Regions from separate parts of the Homo sapiens genome. Here region 1 is linked to region 2. A link is a contact called in ENCODE Hi-C or POLR2A ChIA-PET data. All regions are on one chromosome and are shown on one strand. The core of a region is the stretch at or near the end of the contact, and the rest is flanking DNA. Distances in the headings are between cores, read along the strand shown. Region 1 has its middle 13 kb from the start of MAP3K7CL. Region 2 overlaps BACH1 (BTB domain and CNC homolog 1).

Region 1 (2,700 bases), core at 114-2,613, 230 kb after region 2:
TTTTGTAATAAATCTTGCAGAACTATTTGACTCCTTAACATATGCGCATGCACAACTTAAAGAAAAATTAAAATGTTTAAAGATCCATTTGTTGGCTCACTCTTGCCTAAAGAATCACGTCTTTAGTTTGGCATCCAAAGCCCTTCATAATTTGTCCTCCTTTCCTCCATACTCATCTCATGCTCCCACCTTCCCTACAGTGGGGTCACACCGAACTTCTCTCAGTGTTTTCAGATACTATGGCCTCATTGCCAACTTTGTGCCTTCACAGATCAAGGCCCTCACTCCTGTCACCTTGTCTGTGTAGTCATTTCAACCCCTGTCCTCCCAAAACCCTTTGTTCATTCTCCTGCTAATGCACTGAGTACCACATTGTGCTGCTTCCATTTACCATCCCACTGTCACCCCCAATTCAACCAAAGACACATGATCAGTGCCTTGCCCTTAGCAGGGCCTCAGTAAATATTTCTGGAACTAAATTGAACCTGGGATGCAAGTGCCTAATAGGGAAGGTACCCATAAAAGTCAGGGACACACATGGAGAAAAGTTAAGACACTTTGGGAGGCCGAGGCAGGCAAATCACCTGAGGTCAGGAGTTCAAGACCAGCCTGCTCCACATGGTGAAACGCTGTCTCTACTGAAAATACAAAAATTAGCCAGGTGTGGTTGCACGCACCTGTAATCCCAGCTACTCAGGAGGCTGAGGCAGGAGAATCACTTGAACCAGGAGGTGGAGGTTGCAGTGATCTGAGATCATGCCACTGTACTCCAGCCTGGGCAACAGTGCAAGAGTCCGTCTCAAAAAAAATTTTTTTAATTTAAAAAAATTAAATTAATACTCTCTAAAGTTTCTTACAATTCTAAATTGTAGTAGGTGGAGCCAGTCCCTGAATAAAAAAATAATTATCCACAGAATTTCTTCTCTGGTTTTAATTCTGTAAAGATTCAACTGGTTTGTAACAAACCAAAAATACATTTTACAGCAGTCGTCAAGAAAAGAACAGAATAAAGATAATCTCTTCTTCCTGTGGAAGGTAGTTACCAACACAACCCTCAATTTTACTGCCAAACCCATTTAGTCATCGGATATTTGGTACCCGAATAAAATCCATTCAGTCCCTGATCACACTGTGAAACCTGAGGACATTCAAAAAAGTGACAAGAAAGAGATCATGTTTTGTTCATAAAAACATTTTTCAAATTAAGCCATCACATCCTAAAATAGTAGATTAGAATCACCCAGCAGGACTTCTTCCTGAAAGCATGCAAATGCACAATCCTTGTTTAGAAGTGAGTGTCAATTACTTGTGCAGACACAAAAATGACTAATCACTGGGGCCTAATAAGGCACCTGTCAATTTTCCTTTTTTTAGCTTAGCTACTTTCAATTCACAGGAGTTGTCCAATACAAACAGCATTTTGCTGACAGTTTTGTGTGTGCTTCAGCAGTGATAGCATTCAAACTAAAATGGAGCATCAGATATTTCTATCCACTTCTTAAAAATACATTTTAAGAATTACAGTATTAACCACAAATGAATGGCTGCCCAGCCTCACAAATGAGATACAGAAATAGCATTGTTAAGTCCATCAGAGAAGGAATAGCTTTCCATCACCGCTCCAGCTAAATGGGAATGAAGATTTCCTAGAAGAGTCCACAAATAGAAAATGACATTTTCCTGGAACAGAAAAATTCTAGTGAAGGACAGGAGATTATCTTCTTTTGAGATTTAAGGATCTTATAATGTATATTAATTATATTAAATTAAATTAAATTATGTCAAATAGAAGAAATATATTGATAGTTAAGACAGATTTCACAGATGCTTTTGTGTTTGAAATAAGAGTATGCATTATTAAACCACAAAAAGCCTTACTCAAGGTGAGCATGACAATAATTAGAATCAAAGTGATATTTCACCAGTTGCCAAATTAATCTAAACAATTCAAATTAGACAAGTGTGTTCTGCAGGGCCCTTTATGGCCTAAGTACCATGGCAATGGAAGTTATTTATATATCAGGAAATCATTCCTGAACATGAAAAAGTATATTGCTTTAAAAAGCTTTTTGGACTAACTATAGCTGATTCACACCCTGAATGATAAAATTATTTATATATTCAAATTTTTAAAGAACTCTTTGAAGAGCCTAATTAGCATGCTTTTAGTATTCTTTTTCCAAATTTAGATTCTGAAATTCAGAATGAACAAGAATGACATTCCCTGTTTATCAAGAAAAACTAAATGAAGATGAATCAGAATACAGACAGAAGTTTGTACTCTCTTTGGGTTTCTTAAAGGAAGACTTTAGGAAAATTTTATCTGTCATTGACCTGAGATATTTTTAATAATTTTCTTTAAGGACACATTAGGAACAAAAAAAATAGTCATTTCAACGAGATCTTTCCATTTGTGGCTACATGGGCAGTAGGAAAGAATTGAGGCCCATGTGATTCTGTTACTAATGTTAGAGCTAGAAGGCTTCTTTCAGATCATCTAAATCATCCTCTGATTTTACTCGAGAAAACTCATCCATCATTTATATTTACATTTATATTTTTTAAATATTTGTACTTATAAGTTTTCTTCACGTGTTGCTACCAAGATCCCAGATGTCATTTACTTGACTCTTCTAAATTCATGTGACTTAACAAGGTAAGAATCTCATGGCTTGTTCAGTGACAGAGTTAGTATAGCTG
Region 2 (2,700 bases), core at 45-2,544:
TTATCTATTTTGTAACAGGACTGAACAAACACTAAGACTGATCTTTAAATGTCCAAGTTAAAATGATTTGTGTGTCTTTATACCACACCAAATTTGGAGAAGAGAGCAAGGATTCAACCTGCTTTTCAAATGCAAACCCACAATAGAAAAAGATTGAGTTTCATCCTATTTCACAAACCTGCAGAGTTGCTGCAGATACATTTTTTATCTGTTACAATCATTTTTACAAGTGAATAATACGACTTCAAAAACAGGGTGAAAAAAATGAACTGCACTCCTGGTAAAAAGTAAGCAACATTCTTTCCCCGTGATGTCTGGTTTTCTGGCATTGGTGACCCACGGTGGAAAAATGAACAGCTTTACATGTTGGTAAGCTCTCCAGATTCTAGGGAGCCTGAGATAATGCTGCCAGTGTAATCACTCATGCCACTGTATTCTGAGTCCTATTTCTTCTTCCAAAGGGACAAAAATGCCAGGAAATAGGAAGTCCATGATGGGACCAGATATGGTAGAGACTGAAGCGGGGGGCAGGGAGGGAAAGTGACACTTAAATCTATTCATGTAGCCAGACTTTCTAGAGTCCATACTGAAGAGGAGAAGCAGCCCCCGTCTTAGGCCAACCACTTGCCTATTTACTAAATCTTCCCAATGTAGCTTAAAGCCTGATTTTAGGAGCCGAAGAACAAAGCCCTAAGATTCAGGTAAGACCATCTTTTTTTCACAATGCAGCTCTACAAAAATATTCCCAGTAGCTGACACCCTGCTTCTAAGAATAGAACTCTATTAGCATTGCTTGGGAAGAAATTTTCTTTCAAACTAAAATATTAGAAAAAAGTCAAATTATTAAACTTCTGCAGGCCACTTCTTTTAGTAGGAACTATCTGTAGATGTTTCAAGCTGTTAAATTGCTGTCTGATATGCTGCAGTTTTCATTCTCCTACTTATTCTGAATAGCAGGAAGAGTTATTACTAGAGTTATTATTCTTTAAAACATGAGTTTTAAAGGTTTACTACATTTTCACATGGATTTTTCTGATATCCAGGAGGCAAAATCATTTCTTTGTCTCTTGTAGAAATCAAGGAGAAATCATGGTTGACTTAAAGGAAATTCCCTTATGGTAAACTACTAAAGGAAAAAAACAGTATTGTTGAGCAACAGATGGTCATATTAGGCTTTCAAGACGCTGCCAAAACTTCAGGAGAAAATTAGATGGTTTGAAGGAAGTGAATGCAAGTTTACTCATCAGTAGTACATTTATCAGTCATCTGCTGACAGAAATCTGAGATCCCACCACTCTGACGACACTGTTCCGCAGGCCCAGCTTGCTCAGAGGTGGCTGTGGACATCTGCTGGGACTCCTGCCCTCGCGCGTAGCCAGGCTCACTGTTTCCTCTGGCACAGGGAGGCAGCACTGCTGGAGGCCGGTCAGATAAACTGAAAATTGATGGTAACGCCAGTTCACCATCAGGAGTACTTTTATCTTTTTCAGAAATTAAAAATGAAAGTGGGCAATCTGCAGCTGAGTACTTGGCGAGTATCTGTATTTGTTCTTGACTCAGAGCTGCTTCTTTACAAACTTTCTGGCAAAGTCCAGTTAGGTTCTGCTTTGTCTCACCCAGAGTTGACAAAATGTGATCTCTTTCCTTCAACAAGCTCTCCTTTTCACTTTGCTGTGAAGTGGGGAAAGAGAACACAATGGCTTGTGTTTATTAGCTCAATCAACATTTCCAAGGCGATCAAATAATATACAGGGGCTTCTCATCAAGTAAGATCACATGGAGTTTATCCTTTCAATTCCATTCAATTATACATTAAATACTAAAGGCCCAGAATCTCCCACCCAAAACTCTTGGGGCAGATGTATTTTGGCACAAAGCATTTTTCAGGTTTTGGAAAGACAGTATGGGTGCACACATAATTTCTCTAGCAGGCCTGGGGCAGCACTTCCCTATCAACTATCTTTACATTTCTAGGTAAACATTAAAATAGCAAATAATGAAGAAAGTAGGATAAAGACTATGTAGTCTAATGTCAATTTGGGGCAGTTTTTCGGTCAAAAGAGTTTGTGACAAACATACGGTTTTTGGAGCTTTCTGGATTTACAGACTGTACATAACAGGTATGGATGGCATTTTGGATGGGATACAAGAAAAAAAGTAAAAGTACAGTTAGCATAACTTAATTACTGAGACTCAAAGCATTGCAAGATTCAACTAATGACCAGCATTTGTTGAGCAGATTCTCTGACAGATATTGTGCTAAATGTTTTCCAACATGCAATCTCAGCTATGTAATCCACACAACACCTCTCTTGATTTAAGCAACATCAAACCCACTGAAGGGATGGGACTGAATTTAAGATGCCTAGAGACAGCCGGTGGGTGAGTTACTAAAGTGTGAAGAATTCGGGGGGGTAATTTTGTGCTTGCTAATTACCATTTTTGTTATTATTATAATTTTAAGATATTACCCCTATAAGAAAGTCTACCACAGAATTTTTCAAAAGTTTTTCTGGTTCCTGCCTTCCTGTCCATGTCACTTATCACTGCTGACAGCATGTCTTTTCTATTATCATCCCATTTCATCCTTCTTGTTCTAACATCTTATTGCTTCTAATCTATTATGAGCCAGGAAACCAAATAATCAAGGTATTTATAAGAAAAGAGTAAATAAACACTTGCTAGAAAGTCAAACGTTTT

What was found. A loop is a pair of places that touch in the nucleus more often than their neighbours do. ChIA-PET counts read pairs that join two places held with the same protein, here RNA polymerase II (POLR2A). Pooled maps may share reads with other maps.
Region 1: a loop to region 2 is called in a pooled map, with 2.2 times the contacts of the local background. The contact joins two enhancer-like sites. A Hi-C loop is called at or near these places in 2 of 37 single-sample maps with no recorded cell type and 3 of 50 pooled maps. POLR2A ChIA-PET finds 5 or more read pairs at or near these places in 4 of 52 experiments (AG04450, CD8-positive, alpha-beta T cell, HEK293 and 1 more).

The regions. Positions count from the first base shown.
Region 1 is chr21:29,116,205-29,118,904 of GRCh38, reverse strand. It overlaps a transcript of MAP3K7CL not described here. Among named protein-coding and RNA genes, the nearest start is that of MAP3K7CL, 13 kb to the left of the region's middle. Within about 2 kb of position 1,363, at least 2 of the 41 ENCODE cell types and tissues checked have a DNase peak (open chromatin) inside an H3K27ac peak, as active enhancers do.
Region 2 is chr21:29,341,370-29,344,069 of GRCh38, reverse strand. BACH1 (BTB domain and CNC homolog 1) reads right to left here. Exons shown (of 5, transcript NM_001186.4): 5 at 1-1,671. The coding sequence ends at 1,237. Among named protein-coding and RNA genes, the nearest start is that of BACH1-IT2, 30 kb to the left of the region's middle. RefSeq lists an enhancer at 751-1,950. Within about 2 kb of position 1,294, at least 22 of the 41 ENCODE cell types and tissues checked have a DNase peak (open chromatin) inside an H3K27ac peak, as active enhancers do.